Linked DNA regions of Mus musculus: region 1 is linked to region 2. A link is a loop called in an ENCODE intact Hi-C map of the cell type or tissue named here. Cell type or tissue: heart. All regions are shown on one strand. Links, peaks and the distances in the headings refer to the core of each region. The heading gives the core; the rest is flanking DNA.

What was found. A loop is a pair of places that touch in the nucleus more often than their neighbours do. Peaks named below come from ENCODE experiments on the same cell type or tissue, not always from the same donor. Only the 100,000 strongest peaks of a DNase experiment are listed, where the experiment ranks them.
Region 1: it touches region 2 in a loop (6-fold over the local background); 13 of 42 quality-filtered maps call a loop at or near these places.

Annotation. Positions count from the first base shown.
Region 1 is chr4:41,383,749-41,392,918 of GRCm38, reverse strand. Ubap1 (ubiquitin-associated protein 1) reads right to left here. Exons shown (of 7, transcript NM_023305.3): 5 at 5,562-5,744; 6 at 4,722-4,823; 7 at 3,153-4,238. The coding sequence ends at 4,098. Kif24 (kinesin family member 24) reads left to right here. Exons shown (of 13, transcript NM_024241.2): 12 at 1-41; 13 at 667-2,171. The coding sequence ends at 807. Among named protein-coding and RNA genes, the nearest start is that of Ubap1, 39 kb to the right of the region's middle. In heart, for the core only: no CTCF peak of the experiment used is centred there; DNase peaks (open chromatin) are centred at 2,608, 4,078 and 4,988; H3K27ac peaks cover 519 bases.
Region 2 is chr4:41,221,848-41,231,247 of GRCm38, reverse strand. It overlaps Ubap2 (ubiquitin-associated protein 2), which reads left to right. Exons shown (of 29, transcript NM_026872.1): 5 at 1,400-1,553; 6 at 3,972-4,049; 7 at 4,914-4,968; 8 at 7,789-7,892. Among named protein-coding and RNA genes, the nearest start is that of Gm24837, 15 kb to the right of the region's middle. In heart, for the core only: CTCF peaks have their summits at 4,687 (motif pointing right) and 5,642; no DNase peak of the experiment used is centred there.

The DNA.
Region 1 (9,170 bases), core at 1,171-9,170, 160 kb before region 2:
ACTTGAAGGAGGAGACCTTAATGACCCAGATGGATTCTAATGTAAGTAGTACTGGACAGATATGTGGGCTACTGACAACTCATTGTGCTTTGTTCAGTGGTCATCTGTTTGCCATGGTGTAGATACAACAACAAAGTTTTGCTGTTGCACACTAACTGTTGAGGCCTTGTGGCCCTCAGAGGGTCTAGGTGGAGATGGGAATGGGGTCCCTCCCTATGACTACTGTAGCAGTGAACCACCTTGCTTCTTGCAACCTGAAGACCCAAAGCACTGTAAGTACCCTTTTTCCAGAATAGTCTTCACTTACAAAGTGTCTCAAAAGTGTCACCCAGTCCATAGAAACTTCTAAGGTTTTCCCCTGGGGAAGAGGGACTTGGGTTCTGAAATGTTCCTAGTTCAATGAACTAGGGAGCACTTTTTACTCTTGTGGAGGACTCAGGTTTGATTCCTAGCACCCACATGGTGACTCATAACCATCTAGAACTCCAGTCCCAGGAGATCTGATGTCCTCTTCTAAATTCTGTGGGTAGCACCGGGCACACAAGTGATGTGTGGACGAAACATTCAGACACATGAAAACGTGAAAAACAAAAAGACAGGCTAGAAAAGATGATCTGACAGACAGCCGTCAAGTGAAAAGGCTCCAGTTGTGTTGTTTCTCCTCAGGATTTTGAAGATTTTGTGACCCAGCTGGATGAAATCATGGCTTTGAAGTCCAGGTGCATCCAAAGTCTGAGAAGCCAGCTACAGCTCTACCTCACCAGCCACAGGCCCGCTGCAGCCCCCGAAAGAACTGTGGTGTCTTAGAGCATGTCTCACTCTGGATGGACACTGCTGTGCTCTCTGGGGCTGGAAGAGGCTCTGCCAGGGCCTTCCTAAAAACGACCCCTCCCTGTCCTGCCCCTAGGGTCAACCTAGCCATACATGGCCTTGGATGACCCACTACTCAGGGACAGACCTCATCTCAACTCCCAACTACAGGGCCACCTGTAACAAAGTACTAGGCTGAAAGCCTTCATGTCCCCTTTTATTTGGGGCTCAGAGTAGTAGTCACTTTGCCAACCTGCATCTGTAGGGACTTGGTCTATTAACTTTGTAGATGTCCTAAATTTGAGGATAAGACTAGGATGTTTAATGTTAACTTGGACATCGGAGGTCAGAGGTTAGGGAGCACAAGTTGAGCCAACAGCCTTATTGCTGACAGTGCCTTTCTGTCTTCAAAGACACTGGTACCAGCCAGGCAGTCAGGTGAACTCCTTCCCAGCAGGGAGTGGAAATTTAGTTTTGGAAATTATAAAATGAACAACTCTTTTTTTGTTTTGGTTTGGTTGTTTTTGTTTTGGTTTGGTTTTGGTTTTTCGAGACAGGGTTTCTCTGTATATCCCTGGCTGGCCTGGAACTCACTTTGTGGACCAGGCTGGCCTGGAACTCAGAAATCCACCTGCCTCTGCCTCCCAAGTGCTGGGATTAAAGGCGTGAGCCACCACACCTGGCGAACAACTCTTGATATCTTTCTTAAGAGCACCTGAGGTCCAGGGTATGCTTTTAGTTTCCTTCCCTGCAATCCAGCTTTGAGGGTGCCAACAGCAGCACGGTTTTCTCATTAATTTTTCTTTTTTGCTAAAACAGCAGGCCCATGTCAGTGTCTGCCAGCCCTCATAGTTCTTGTGGCAGGTCCTAGCTCCTGTCTATGACTCCTCATTCCCAGTGCCTCTGAATGATTAAACAGGCTGGGAGATCTCAGGCAAGTCTATTGCCAAGGCTTGAGTGGTCCAAGGTACTAGGCCAGCAACACTCAAGGGCCTTTGCTACGGGTGTCTTGGGACTGAGTCTACAGTCAGCAGTCTGAATCTTCTGACACAGCAACAAACACACATCTCTTCAAATGAGTTCTTGCTGTATTGCTGTGTGTGCAGGACAGATGTTACCAGGTACCCTCAAATCATTCTCTACCTTATTTTTGAAGCAAGTGTCTCCCTGTTGATCTACCCAGACTGATTAGCCAACAAGTCCAAAATTCTTGTCTCTCCCTTCCCTTCTCAGACCACCGCTCCAGGCTTTCTTTTGAGACAGTGCCTCTCTATGCAGTCCTGGAGTTCTCTATGTAGACCAGCTCACAAAGTAGTCCTGCCTCACAAATGCCAAGATTAAAGATGTAGCATACACCATTACAACCAGCTACTCCAGGCTTTCTACGCAGTTCTTATGCTTGTACCACATACACTAACTGAACCATCTTCCCATCTCTTGTATCACCTTTTAAACAGAGAGAACCCCAAGGGAAACAGCCTCCAAGAGTCCGTTAGTTTCATAGGTCTTCCTGAGTTAACCTGAGATTCATGTGTCACAGCCTGGGCCCTGAAGCCATTACCACATACATTTAAGAACTCTATGGTTTTAGGATGTTATATTTAAAAAGCCAAGATAAGCCAGGTGTGACACTGTTCATGTGTAACCCCAGCATCTGGGATGCTGAGGACTAAATTCAAAGGAATTAGCCGGGCAGCAGAGGATTATGGTCTAAACCTGGACTATAGTGAGGTCTGGCTCTATAAAAGAGCTGAAAGGCTTGTCTGGCAGCCACGGGCAGTGCTTGAACTGACCACCAGATGGCAGCCTGTTCCTAGCTTAAGGCCTCTCACATAACCACTAAAAATCAGAGGCCATTCCCAACCAAGAACACCAAAAGGATGTGGGATTCTACTAAAGATAAGTACTAGAAATTTTAAGGATGAACTGTCAGCTATAGGAGCACCACTGAGAGCCGGGGAAGCACTTTAACCTTGCCTGTGACTGGTAGTAGTCACAAGCAAAGGGACTTGACTTGTCATATTTTAAAGGATACCTCAAAACCTGTATACCCCTTCTCCACTTTAGCAAGAAAGCATATACCCTTGTTCCACAGGCTGCACTAGACCAGGTTTAGAGAGTCTGTATTTATAAAACAAAAAAAAACCAAAAAAACAAAAAAAAAAAGATGAGACAGGATGGCCAGCCTCTGAGTCCCATAGGCCCTCAGTGGGAAAAGGATACTGATATGAAAGGGACAACTAGGCTCTGTTCCAGGCCAGAAATGACTGTGCTACCCGTAATCTACCCACTGTCCTGAGTCAAACCATTTTTCAAAATAAAGAGGTTAAGGCAGCATGGCATACCTTTTAGATTTTTATTAGTAGTTCTCTGAAGAATCAAAATAGTTAGCAAATTACTTTAGATTCAAGACTGTATTATATCCTTTGTATTTAGATCTTTAATATTGTAGAACATAATACAAACAAACCAAAGAGACTGGTTTCTATGCCTAGGTGTTATTCATTGTGTCATCCTAAAGCAGGGCTGGAGGAGGCTGTTCAAGAACTGGGGGTTAGTGCTGAGTGACAAGTCGTGGCCTGTTTTCTCACCCATGTGCTGGAAAGGGCCAATGATACTCAAAACTGACAGCTTCCTAGCACAGGGGCTCCAATGCCCCGGGCAGCAGAGGATTATGGTCTAAGCCAAAAGAAACAGTCTGGACAGGGGCAAATGGGAACTGCCTGGCAGAAGAGGCAGACTTTGCCCCATGAAGAAAAGTGCATCTTTGTACCGCAGAGACACTCCAGAACCAGTGTAACACTAGGGCTGTCGGGGAAGGCGGGCCCAGGAAGACCCTCTCAGTTGCATTCCACTTGGGTTAGAGCCCAGTCTGACAGTGGTGCAGCAGAGAGGAGAGGAAAGGATCTAGCCCCAAAACAGCAGCAGTCTGCTCCTCCTGTCTTCCCACTCTTCTTGGTAGCCAGGCCAGGTTTTGGCTGAGAACATTAGAGACCCCAGAAAGAACCAAGTATTCCTTCTGAAAGCCCAAAGTGGGAAGGACACTTCTCAAAACACAGGTATGTTTAATATGGAAGGAACCAATAGAGAGCATATATGCCCAAATCTTCCTACTTTCCCCCAGCTCAGGCCTGGGCTCACAGAGACTAACAAGTGTCAACTCCACATCCGACCTTCTAACCCCCAAAGAAAATCTGGAAGCATGTCCCGTCTTCCCCACAAGTGAGCTGTGCAGAGCCTCCTTGGGGAATGGTGGTGCTGTGGCAGGGCCGTAGCAGGGCCAGGTCTCAGCTGGCTCCAGCCCGGGCCATGAGGTCTTCCAGAGCATTGTCCTGGTCATTGTTGTGTAATAGCAAAACTTCCTTAATGTCTTTCAGTTCAAAGCCCATTTCCTTAAATTTGCTCATTAACTGAAGAAACTCCATCATCTATGGGATAAAGGAGAACAAATTTTTTTCAGAAAGAGTTGAGCCACGCAGAGCAGCTGAATGTAGGTGTATACTGCAGGTGAAGATTCTGCCTCCTTCAAGCAGTCCCATGGGTCTTTAAGGTTCCCTCGAAAGTAACAATTCACTTGCTGACCTCTGGACGAGCTCCTGCCCACATGAATATTCCCACCAAGACAAAGTATTTAACCCCTAAAGTATGCTTTCTAGATAGAAGGGAAGGCAAAAAGACTATCAACAGTCACTGTCTTCCAAAAGCCTGGCTTTTAGCGCAACTCTACTTCCCCTTCCTATCACTGGGATTCAACTCCATGTTTTATCTATACTAAATGCAAGACTCCTTGTCTGGACACTGGAGTCTGTCTTTGACTGCTTCTGCCTACAGTGACTAGTAAGAAAAGGCAGTGCAGGGGCCAGGGAGTACAGCAGTCAACTCTGCTCCTGTGAATGCATAAAGGTTCTTACCTTTTCTTCTGAACACTGGTGCATTTCCAGAGCCTCTTCCACTAAAAGAGGGTCAAAACCCTTCTCACAAAGCTGTCCGTGTGCAAAGAGATAGTCGAGAATCTAAGGAAAGAAACAAGGCTTGAGCTCCTCCTGTTACTCCTGAGTCGAGAGCTTTAGACCATCTGTGTGAAGCTGCCTCCCTGTCCCTCCCCAGTTATCAGGCCCAGACTGCCTAGCACAGCATAACCTCAATAATGACTTGGTAAACAAACCGGCACGCCCTTCTAGAAATGAGCAGCCACATCCCAAAGGAGGTACTGTCACAGCTGACTCAACCCAGAAGATCAGCTCAGCCAGAGTAGGATAATAGTCTTCTAGAAAAATACAGTGCATGTCAGAAAATGTCCCCAAGGCAGAGGACTATAGTATGCTATTCACAGCGTCCTGCACAGCCATGACAAAAGTTTCTAGAGGTAAGCCGAGTAGTGGGATATATCTGTAATGCTAGCGGTCAGGACTGAGTCCAATGCCAGCCTCAGCTACCTCAGTTCGGAGCAGCCTGGCCTACACAAGACCCTATCTCAAAAAGAAGTGTAGATCTAACCATATGCTCAGTTTTGTACTCTCTAGAGGTACAAAGGGGTGGATAATGACAACAGATCCAGCCCTCCCACCCCCCAGGCTTTCTCAGACTCTCAAGGACTACTGTTCAACTTCTGGTCCCTGATGATAGCCCAAGGCTCCACATACCCACACGGGAGGAGGCTGGAGTTGCAGGCACTTGAGGACCTCAAGATCACAACTCTAACTTGAGGTCACCATGCTCCCCCACCCACACCTTACAGACCAGCACCTCACCTGCTCAATATTCTCTCCTTTCTTTCTCATGGCTCTCAGGACACAATCATATGAGTAGCCCATGTTGACTACTGTCTCTACACATTGCCGCTCACTCGGAGACAGTGCCTGCAGTTCCAAATAGGCCTGGGGACAGCTAGGCATGTTGGGCACTTGTGACACTGAGAAATTTAGAGGGGTTACCTGACAATAGAAAAACAAGATCACGGTAAGATGAGTTGAGGCCCAGGTTGCTGTCCAGGCATTGTGGGTTGGAAAGAAGAGAGGTACTGAGTACCAGCCAAAAAGAAAAGCTAGGAAACACCAGCAACCCTTGGAGCCCTCACCCGCAGTTCCTGCATGTTCAGACAGCACATGCTATTCCATGCCCTGATCCCTGTAACTTGAAAATCAGTTCTGAGTCTGAACCTACCTACAGAATGAATGTTTGAGGGCTGTGCAGATTTCTCTGTGTCCTTTCATTAGCCCCTAACTCTATTTTGGTTAAGACTCAGTCACTGCAGACATTGCTACTCTGTAACTGACTATCCTAGTCTCACTCTTGCCTCTCACTGGTCATGGCTAGCTCAGGGCCTCAGGATTTTGAGGGCACTTACCTTTGCCTCATACCACATAACTTGGCTTCATTCCCTGCTAAAGCTGCTGTCCTTTGCAGTGAAGATGGAAGGAAGGAGTATTAGCCATACTAGGCTAGACTCCTAGGCAGTCTACTGCATGGCTACAAGCATGCTGCTCCCTGCCACCGGACCTCCCTAGTATCACCTGATTGGTTCACCTCTGATAATGAAGCCTAAGGCACAAAGGCAGCTCAGCTCACTCCCAGGCCACAGGAACAAAATTGCAGGCTTCCAAGAACCAAAGAAAACATTTTATAATTTTCCTTGTTTCCTTTTTAAGCAAGGCAGTAAGTAGTCAGTCCTCTGTCCTAAAGCAAGTTCTGCTATAACCGCATGTTCTCAAACTGAAGAGAGCCAGGAGGATCACAGGCATGTAGGCTGACAGCTTCCACTGAACTGTGTCACCTGTAACATACTCTAAGCAGTCCATTCCTAGGGGCTTCAGTAGGCTACAGCAGCCATGGAAGATCAGAAGCTAAAGCAGTCTAGCCACTTTGCAGACTCAAGATTATATGGCCCTTCTCAGGAGCAGACTCTGTGTGGACTCAAGACACAGCTTCCTAAAAAAGTAAAGGCAGCTCTCACATGAGCCCAGCCAAAATGCCAGGACTATTCTTCCACCATGTGTACTTCTCCCTTTAAAAAGCCCCATGAACACCTGCTAGAATGTGGGTATATGTTTCTAAATTACACACACTTTTAGAAAGTGCAGTCCCCTAACAGCTGTGCTTTGGGAGTATTTTGTCCTTCAAGTAAGTGTGGCTGAAGGAAGGCCTGATAAAATTCTTTGATCTAGTTGTATCTTTGTGAATATTAAAATGCAAACCTTTAGGCTAGAGAGAGAGCTCAGCAGTTAAGAGCATTTATTTGTTGCAGAGAAAACCTGGGTTTGGTTGCCAGCATCCACATGCTAGCTTAAAACTATCCATAACTCCAGATCCAGGGAATCTGACACTGCTGAACTCCCCAGGTACTAAGCATGCATGTGCTATATATAAAGTATGTATGTAGGCAAAACATTCATATACATAAACCTACAAAAACATTTAAGCTTATCTCTATATATAGTCATTTTCACATCATTTGTAATAAATATTAGAGATAATGTAATAGCCAATAAGGTATTATAATAAAGTCAGTTAGGTAGTTTTTGTCTCACTATGTAGGCCTAGAATTCTCATTCTATTAAGTAGACTAATCTGGCTTCAAAAAGCAGAGATCTGCCTCCCTCTGTTTCCAGTGTGCTCACACCCAAAGGATTTTCATGGTTGTTTTGGGTTTTTTTTTTTTATGTATATGTTAGCCCATATCTATATATATGTATACACCACACGCATGCCTGATGACTGTAGAGCTCAGAAGAGGTCATGAAATTTAGAACTGGAATTACATGTGGTTATTAGCCACAATATAGGTGCTGGCAACCAAATCTGGGTCCTTTGTAAGTTCTTTTAACCACTGAGCCATCGCTTCAGCTCAATGCATAGGATTTTAAATACTAGGACTGAGCAAAGTATCCTTTCCTTTTTAAATATTACAACTGAAAATACTTTGCTTAATAGAGATAAATGACTCTTCGACATGTTTTATTAATCAAACAGGCACCACACTAATTATGGAGATCCCAAAAGGACAATGTTTAAAAGGATCCCTTATCACTAGGGCTTAAGAAGGAGGAAGGTTGGGCTGGAGAGATGGCTCAGTGGTTAAGAACACTGACTGTTCTTCCAGAGGTCCTGAGTTCAATTCCCAGCAACCACATGGTGCCTCACAACCATCTGTAATGTCCATCCAGTGCCCTCTTCTGGTGTGTCTGAAGACAGTGACAGTGTATCCACATACATGAAATATATCTTTAAAAAAAAAAAAAGGAGAAGGAAGGTCCTCAAGTTAAGGACAGCCTGGGTTATACAGCAAGACTAACTCCAAAAAATGAAAAAGGATTCCTTGTCAAAATTACTAGTACTACGGTGTTTCAAGTCATTTATCGAGGTTATAATCCATGATTATGATTAATGTGAGGGGGCGAGGTTGGTACACCCCTCAGACCCAGATACAACACCATTACTGCATTCTGACAGTGCTACCTTATTAGGAGTCTTGTCAATAAAAAGATAAAATGTAGTTATTGGCAAACATAAAATGGGTATTGGGTTAAGCCCCAGTTTGTAAAGACCCAGGGTGCTCAACACAATAACTAAGTAAGACATATCACTAGTAAATTTCAAACTTTCCAGAGATTGAGAGTAGAGGACTTGAAAAGCTTCCATAGGTGGAAGTGGAGGTGGACAGAGGCAGCCTAAGAATGCCTCTGCAATGCTGGAATCACTGGGGTTTCTTTAGAGAGGCCGGAGATGGCACTGCAGTTAAGAGTACCTATGCTCTTGCCAAGGAGTCAGGTTTCCTTCACAGCACCACATGGCAGCTCACAACTGTAACTCTAGTTCCTGACTTCCTCAGGCACCAGGCATATATACATGTGCACATATATATACATGCAGGCAAACACTCATAAAAATAAAGCAATCTTTTAAAAAGAAGAAGGGCCCAGAGATGGCTCAGGTTAAGGTACTTGCCACAAAACCTGACCACTTTTTGAACCCTAGAAACCATATTGTAGAAGAACAAAACCAGCTCCCACAAGTTGTCTTCTGGCCCGTGTGCTATGGCCGCATACACACAAAACAAATGTGATTAAAAAAAAGTTTTAATGTATAAAAATGTAAAAAAATATACACGGTTGTGGCTAAGTTGACAAAGTACTTAGCATGCAGAGAACCCTGGGCTGGATCCTAAGCAGATCTGTAATCCTAGCACTCAGGATGCAGAAGCAATGGATCAAGTTCGAGGCCAGCCTGGGTCAATAAGACTTTGCCAAAAACAAAAGCAGAAAACTACAGAAATTTCAGCAATGGTTTTAAAAGAAACAGGGAAACAAAATTAGAAAAGGAGCAAGCTCCTTTTCTGCACATCTGCAATCCCAGCATTCAAA
Region 2 (9,400 bases), core at 818-8,817:
AATACAGGGTCTCACTATATAGCCCTGACTGTCCTGGCACCCACTTTTAGCTTTGAGTCCATGTTCAAGGCTGGTCTTACACCCAGAGATCTGCCTGCCTCTGCCTCCCCAGTGCTGGGATTAAGGGTGTGAGCCACTAAACCTGACAGGTGCCATTCTTTTCAATGTTTGGGTTTAGTCACATTCTTGCTTTGAGGGGAGGCTGTTACAAATATTCACTGAGTAAAATTGGAGTGCTGTGAGAAAGCAAGTACTGTAACTATACACTGCTTTTTAACATTTTGATGTTGAATAGAATGAAGTTTTTGGGCTGGAGACATGGCTAAGCAGTTAAGAGCACATGCAGCTCTTTCAGAGCACTACACAATAGCTCACGACTGCTCAACTCCAGTCTCAGGAGATCTGGCACCCGTTTCTGACCTTTGTGGGCTCTAGTCAAGCACATGGTACACAAGCCTACATGTAGACGTGTATTTGTGTGTGTGTGTGTGAGAGAGAGAGACAGACAGACAGACAAGTTTTTACTTTCTAGCCCAGGTTGGTCTGGAATTTACTATATAGGGTAGATTGACCTCATACTCAAAGCATTCTTAAGTGCTGGGATTATAGTGTGAGCCACCATGCCTTTAATATTTAATTAATTAAAATTAAAAAAATATTTCTATTGATTTTATTCATTTTTTTCTGTGGGTGTTTTGCTTGCATGCATATATATGTGCTGGGTGGCAGAGGATGTCAGAAGAGGGTGTTGGGTCCTCTGAAATTAGTGTTATAAGTTACAGATGGTTGAAATCACAAATGTAGGTGCCGTGAACCGAGCTTTGGTTTTCTGCAAGAGCAGCAAATGCTCTTAACTGCTGAGCCAATTCTCCAGCCCCATCACCAGCTCTGTCTTGAACATAGAAATCTCATAACTGCGAGCCAGAGCTGGATCTTTGTTTTTGTCAGAGAGCGTATGATAGTAAGTTAGGGGCTGAACATATCACGAGTACTCTTGTTAGCGGGTGAGTGGTCGTGAAGGAAATGGAGCAGAGAAAAGTTCTTTTGGACTTCTGACTCCTTCTAGGACATTGTGGGACATAGTTTCTTCCATGCTTCCTTGCCATGGGTCTTACCTGACAGTGTCAGCAGCTTTGTTTCTAATGACTAACCAACAGCAATGACAGTCTTGGCATACTAACTGCAGTGGGGGTAACTGTGCAAACACTGGAGGGTGGCCAGCAGCCAGAGTGTTTCACCTCAGCCTCAGGTGTGTGCCCACTGAGTCTCCAGGTCTCCCCTTGCTCAACTTTACCTAACTTTCTGTCATAGTTTTACATCCCACAAATGGGAAAGAAATAGAATGTAAGTTTTCAAAGCTGTGTGACCACTTAGTGGTATAGACTCTACTTTTTGACAGACTTCATGGGAGACTGTAGGAGGGAAGAAGAAGAATTTTGGAAGAGAAAGTTCAGAAAACAAAGAAAACAGAGAGAAGAGGACGGAGAGAGAAGCGAGTCGTGGACGGGGAACCAACAACCGCAAGGGAAGAGGCGGCAACCGAGTCCGAGAGTGTGAGTGTAGCTCTTCTCCTAGCCGTTCTCACACACCCGAAGACTGGGAGAACAGCCCGACTACCAATCACTCCCACTGACACTGGGTCACACAGGGCAGTCTGTAAGATCCTGTACCGACCTGAGCTGCAGGTCGTTCATTCTTGTCCTTTCAGACTGGCTAGAAACCAAGCAAGCTGGGAGTGTGGTGGGTATAGGCCTGTTTGTATGAAGCTGTTTTTTCTTCCCCTACAGATATTCATGCTATAGACATAGATTAAATTAATTAGAGATGTCTAGGTGTGTCTTCAGCCCCAGGTAGAGGCATGTGGGTTCCTGTGAGTTTTGAGGCCATACAGATTTACATGGAGTTCCAGGCCACCCAGGGTTACATAGTGAGACCCTGTCACCCACCTCCCCCTCCCACCACACAAAAAAAAAAAAAAAAAATTAAAGGAGGCAGATTCAGAAGGCAGAATTGTTTGAGCAGTTTCCTTTGATCCATATTTTGACACCAATTTACTTGGAACAGCCCAGGAGACAACTTGTTGCTGTGTAGGGAGTACTTGGCAACCTGTAGTAATGAACACATAGATTTTCAAACAGCTCACAGTGAGCTCATGTCTATAATCCTAGAATTTGAGAGCTTTTAATAGAAAAATTGTGAGTTCCAAACCAACCTGAGCTATATCGTAAAATCTTCTCTCAAAGAGCTCTCCCTAGCCCTTATGAAACTGTTATACTTTCAATATATACCTTGAGCCGGCTTTAGCTAAGATTCCTTTTTGTCCAGCAGTGAAATTACAGGCACCCACTTCTGTCCCTCACTCTAAATTTTAAAAGTACATATATATTTTATTTTCATAACGGGTGTGGGTGCACATGTCATGGTGTACATGTGGGGGTCTGAGAAAAACTTTGGGGTTGACTTTTTCCCTTCACCATTTGGGTCCTGGGAGTGAATTCAGGCTTGGCAGGAGCCCTTACCCACTGAGCCACCTCACCAGCTCTATTTTTAAATGAAGGTCGATTGAACAATAACATCAAGATCGAGAAATGAGTATTTAAGTAATAGAAATGTATAGTTTGTGCTGGGGACTCACTCAGGGGCCTTTGCTTGGGCTTTTATTTGACCACACTTCTAGCACTTATAAAATACTTGGTTTTTATTGTTTTTGAGACAGGATCTCACTATGTGGCCTTGGCTGCCCTTAAACTTCCTGAGCTTTGCCAGCCCTCGGCACCCAAGTGCTGGGATTAAGGGGTGGGCCACCACACCTGGTCTCAATAGTTTAGTAATGTTTGTTAGAACTTGTTCTGGGGAGAAATAAAGTTCAGAAGCAGGTGAGGATGATGGGAAGGGATAGGATAAATTTAAATTTGTACTGCAAATGAAGCCAAGCTCATGTGAGCTAAGCAGCAACTAAAAAGTGGAGTAATGATATCAATATCTATTGACTAGTTTTTGTATGGATCTATTGGATCCAGTATGAATATGAGAAACAGAAGTCTGTCCTTGCCTTTTCTGGTAGGATGCTACAAAGCCTGTCTCTTACACTTTACCTTTTGTTCTGTGATGTTTATAGATAGCATTGTTTTGTAGTAAGTGTTGGGTTTTAGTACTTATTTATAGAAAATTTATTTTACAGGAGGGTACATGTAGACAGAAAGTAAAATGCCCATGCTGTATACTGTTTTAGTCATGGTCTGACTGACTGCCCTGGAGCTTGCTCTGCAGACCAGGCTGGCCTCAGAGCTCTCGCCTCTGTTCTGAGTGTTGGGATTAAAGGACTGTGCCACCATGCTCAGCACCATGTGATTTTCATTTTAGTCTTCTATCTGGGATTGCATCTGGTGCCATTCAGGATTTTGTTCCACACCACCCTCCTTCCTTCCTTCCTTCCTTGAGCTTTATTGTAGAAATGCAGAGAGAAAGTAAGAGAAAGAGAGAGGCCAGCCATGGCCATGTGGAGAGAGGGTGGAAGGGAGAGAGAGAAAGAGAGCTGAGAATAAGAAAGGTGAGACCTTAAGAGCTCTTTTTCTTTTTCTAAATACTAGGTCTGATTATGTGGTTCATCTGGCCTTGAGCTTGAATTCACGATTCTCTTGGTTTTGTCATCCTAGTGTTGGATAAGCCTTTGGTCATGTGCTTCTAGATTTGTGCTACTTTTTATTCATCATGATTTCTAAATGTTGTTTACATTTTAACTTCTTTTTAACCTTTTTTTTTTTTTCCTTTTTGGCTTTTGAGACAGGTGCTCCCTCAATATGTAGCCCTTGTTTGAATTTAGACCAGGCTGGCCTTGAACTTGTGGGATTGCAAAGAAGAGTGTTGGGTTTTTGATTCTTTCTGTGCATTTTGATCTTGGTTTTGTATCTCATAAGTTTGGTAAGAGGTTTGAAAATGAAAAGTTGACATGTTTGCTTTTTCTTCTTTAGTCAAAGGTGAAGAGAATGGGATTGACTGCAGCCAAGGAGACAAGCCTGCGGAGCGGGGCAAGCGGGCCCGAGGCAGAGGTGAGGGGGGAGGAGGACCAGGCCAGCTGCTGCCACCCTGGCTATTAAGGATGATTGGAAATGCAGTATGAAGGAGTGTTCTCTAAGATGGCTGAGAAGGAACCCCTTAGATTATGCCCGGTTCTTTTGTTTTTACATTTTGCTTTGGTTTTGTTATTTTTGGTGCTGAAGGTTGCCTGTCCTTGGTAAGAATGGCTCCATCCCTGAGCCATCCCTCAGATCCTGGATTATGTCTGTCACTTTGAAGAATCCTTTTGGTTATTTTCAGATGATTTGTTTAAGCCACTTTTATAATCAGTTATAGTGGTGTACAGATGTAATCCCAGCATTTAGGAAGCTGAGACAGAGGTATGATATACATGGTTACACTACCAACAAAGCAAGGAGAGCTTATTATTTATTTGGGGGTTTGGGGTATTTTGTTTTCTACACATAGTTTCTCCATAGCCCTGAGTGTCTTGGAACTTGCTCTGTAGACCAGGCTAGCATCCAGTTCAGAGATCTGCCTGCCTCTGCCTCTGGTATTAAAGGCGTGCGCCACCATTGCCAAGGCATTATTTATATTTTAAATTGTTTTATCTGTGAACGGTTTGCTTGCATGTACATCTGTGTGCCATGTGTATGCAATGCCTGTGGGGGCCAGAAGAGGGCATCAGATGCCCCTAAGAATGAGTTAGCTGCTTAGCTGCTTTTTTTTTTCTTCTTTTTTAAGGAAAAAAAAAAAGGCTCATACTGTAGTCTGTGATTGACTACAGGTTGAGAAGTCACCCTGTAGCCCCAGATTGGCCTGAAACTCTGCTTTATTTAATCATTATATATACATGTACAAATACAATTATATTCTATAATTGTGTTTTGTTAAAGGATTTGGACGTGGCAGGGGCAGAGGGACAGGAAGGTTCTCCGCTCAAAGCATGGGGTAAGTCACAGCCATCCCACTGCTGTAGGTGCTTCCTAGTTGTTCTGTTTTATCTGCCTTTGACCTGCCTGTACTTTATCCCAGCTAGAGGTGGTTGTACTTCTGAAGGGCTTTCTAACCATAGTGAAAATAGTGTTGTTGTTGCTGTTGCAGTAAATGCTGCGTCAGCACTGAAGCCTCTGCTCCGTGCAGTTTGCTTGGATAACTTCATTGGTGTGCATGTGCTGCACAGTGATGCTACATCATCCTTCTCTCTAACCTGACACCCCTCTCCTTCCTCATGAAGTTACTAACATGTCTGCGGACACCACATGTTCCCAAGGGAGTAGGCATATGTGCATAATGTCCTCGGCTGCCAGGTTGAAAGCCACTTACAGATGCGGCTAAATCTAGCTATTTAACATGAAGTGTTTATGTGAATGATAGTGTTGTCCTGAGTGATGGTAGTGAATGCTGAGCATTCTAGGTAGGTGTTAGAGTTAGCTACTGTTATGTCTAGTTTTTCTTTCTCTTACTGTTTCTTTTGTGCATGGCAAGACAACTTGAATTTGGAACCCTAGCCTTAAACTCATAGCATTTCTGTTTACTTATGTTCTTATGCGTGCATTGTAACATGGATGTAGCCTGTGAATCCTGACAGCTAGTTCTTTTATTTCTGAACCATCTCACCAGCCCCCTCTAGTGATAATACAAAGAAGTGTGAACAAAACATTTCTTTAGCTATATCCATATATGAAGAATATAATTCTACTCAAATCCACAGTTGGGGGTGCTGGAGAGATGGTTCATCAGCTAATAGCACTTGCTGCTATTGGAGAAGTCTTAGGTTTGGTTCCAGCACCCAGGCCTTTCATCATGTCTTACAGCCATTTGTAACCCCAGTTCCAGGGAATCTGATGCTCTCTTCTGGACTCTGGGCAGGCAGCATGCACATGGTACATATATGTACATGTAGGGAAAACACAGAAAATATAAAGAGTTTTAAAGTTCTTTTGGTGTTATGACAGACCCTTCCTTAATCCCAACACTAAGGCAAGAGACCAGCACATTTTTGAGTTCAAGGCTAGCTTAGTCTACAAGCAAGTTTCAGGACAGTCGAAGCTTCAATTCTGACACAAGAAGGAGACACGTTTACACTTGATGTATTTGTTCTCATTGGGACTTTTTTAAAATATGCAGTTTTATGTGTGGGCTTGAATGTATGTTTGTGTGCCATGGGCATGAAGGGGCCTGTGAAGCCAGAAGAGGTTTCCTAGGAACTTTTGAATTCCAGGCCATTTTGAGCTTTCGAGTGGGTACTGGGGATGGAACCTGTCTCCCAAGTCCTGCAAGAGCAGCAAGTGCTCTTAACCACTTTGAACCTTCTCTCTGGTCCTTTCATTGGACATTTTCAATGGTGTTCTTTCTAGACTGGGAAGGCTTCCAGGTCTTCATAACTTTTCAGGATGCCAAAGACTATATTGTAGAAACTTGAAGACCATTTATACAAAAGTAGGTAGATGATCCTAAAGTAACGTCTGTTGAAGATATGTACGCTTGGCTGGCGATGTAGTTGATAGAGTGCCTCCCTAGAACAGGCAAAGAAAATTCCGTCCCCAGCATACCATAAAACTGGGAATGGTGGTATAAACTTGTAATACTTGTAAACTTGAGGTATCCACTAGAGAAGACCACTAGGACACAGCTCAAGCCAATAGAAACTTTTATTAGTAACTACTCCAGGTGTTTGAGACTGAGTTGTAGCCCTGAGCATTTCTCAGAACGGGCTTTTAATCACAAAACCTACATTCCTGGGTTGACACACTTCAGTTAGCCAGAAGTGGAACTATAGGAGCCAAAGAGCAAGGTCACTATATTTAGGGACTTTCCCCAAAGCAAGATGGAGAAGGTCTTCTTTGTTCTTCTTTTGACAGGTGGTGCTGCCTATGTGCTGAGGTACCCAAGGCCTGTGTTAAGGTCTGGGAATCTATTACAGTATCAGAAGTTCAAGGTCATCTTTAGTTACAGCGTTCACAGATAACCAGGGATACATGATACAGACCCCATCTTCAAGAATGATAAGGCTCACTCATGTCTTTAATCTTAGTACTTAGGAGGTAGAGGCAGGCATATTTATGTGAGTTAGAGGCTTGTCAGTGCTACATTGTGATACCCTGTTTAAAAAACAAAAATGAAAACATTCAAATCACTGGACCTAAAGGTTAATAAAGGTCCTTGTTACCAACGCTTTAAAGTTCTGTCCCTAGGACTTTTAAGGGTAGAAGGAAAGTGTGCTGTAGTACATGTGAGTAACTAAATAAAACAGTTTTGTATGGGGTTGGTTGGGGTGTCACAAGCCTTTAAACCCAGCATTTGGGGGCTGGGGGGCAGATCTCTGTACGTTTAAGGCCACTCCTGGTTTACATATTCAGTTTGAATACTGCCAGGGCTACATTGAAAATACTGTGTCTGAAAACAAAACAAAACAGAATAACCCAAACAGAGATCTTTATTATAGGCGCAAAAAGTGTATAAAAAATACCTACATCACAGTGGCTTAAAGAGTTAGCCATTATCCAATATAAGGAGGGAGGACTTTTTATAGCACCCCTTTGAAGGGACTTGAGCTGATTTGGTTTTGAATATTTTCTTTTTTCTATTTTCTTGTTTTTAGAGTCTGTCTATGTAGCTTTGGCTGTCATGATGCTTGCTATATGGATCAGACTGGCCTTGACTTTCAGAGATCTGCCTCCCCAATGCTGTTTGGTATATTTTATACGGTTTATTTTGTGATTTTGATGCTTGCTTTAGTTGCTTGTTTCTTTACTTCAACCCCCCCAGGACATTCAATCCTGCAGACTATTCAGAGTCCATGTCTACAGATGGCTGTGGGACAAAGTTGGCAGTTTGGGAAGCTGCTCAGAATGGTACAGATGAGGGACCGGGTAAGTGGTTTTTTGGTCTTGTTTTGTTTTTGTTAGAAGTCTTTGTTTTGTTCTGTGTCTGTTTTTGAGAAATAGTCTCATTGTACCTTAAGCTGGCCTTGAATTTTCAGTGATCCTCTTGTCTAATATTCTAGAAGTCTGGGATTTCAAGACTCATCACAGCCATCTTCAGAGACTCTTCTAGGATTGATTAGGGGTGGAGTATGGGCACAGTGTGTGTCTGTCTTATCTGTCTGTCTGTGTCTCTGTGGGGTAATGCATGGGAGTTTGGGTGCTTATAAAGATGAGAATAGGGTGCCAAATTCCTAGAGCAATGGTTGTAGGTATTATAATCCACCTGACATAGATGCTGGCAACTGAGTGGAGGGCCTCTGGAAGAATAGCAAGCATCCATAACTGCCAAGCCATCTCTTGAGTCCCTAGAGCTTGTTTTAAAATTGTTCTTATCTGAGTATGGTGGGTCATGCCTGTAATTCCCAGCACTGGGGGGTCTGTTAGTAGCTGCTGAGTTCACAGCCAATCTGGACTGTGGCATGAGACCTTATCTAAAGAAATGTTTTGTGTTCTTCTTTTTTTAATATATATATTTATTTATTTTATGTATATGAGTACACTGTAGCCATACAGATGGTTGTAAAGTCATCCTGTGGGTGCTGGGAATTGAACTCAGGACCCCTGCTCACTCTGGCCCCGTTCGCTCCAGCACCGCTCCCTCTCTCCCAAAGATTTATTTATTATATGTAAGTACACTGTAGCTGTATTTAGACACACCAGAAGAGGGCATCAGATCTCATTACAGATGGTAGTGAGCCACCATGTGGTTGCTGGGATTTGAACTCAGGACCCTTGTAATTGCAGTCAGTGCTCTTTACTGCTGAGCCATCTCTCCAGCCTCTTATGCTCTTGTTATATAAGCATGCTGGATGGAGAATACTCCCAACTCCTTTTAGTTTATTGTTACCTTCAAAGCCTCTCAATGGGAAATCTCATTGACAGCCAGGTGTAGTGTCTCATATCTATAATCCCAACACTTGGGGTTGACAGTTATTAGGCAGTGTGCAGCTAACAGAAGTGTAAATGGACAGATTGACAATGTATTCTACTGCCAATCAAGAGTCTCCTGTCTAGCTGATTGGGGCAAAGATTTGCTATTTCAGTGTTATTCATTACAGAGAATGCAGCCTCGCAATCCCACGTGAGAACATGGGCCCAAGTGAGGTCTATACATTCACAAAGAAGACAGCAAATCTTAATAAGTCATCAAGAATTTGTATCTATGTTCTTGTACCCGTGGGTGTGGGTTCTTGTGCCTATGTGCACACCTACAGAAGCCAGAGCTTGGCCCATGTGTCTGACTTCATGCTCTCTACCTTTTGATCTTTTCCCCCTTCATTTTGTGAAGGATTGTGAGTGTGTACACACAAGCTGTGGAGGGCAGAAGACTTTCCGCTAGTGGATTACAAGAGTGTACTCAGGATCTCCGGCCCTAATGGTTTGATCACCAATCC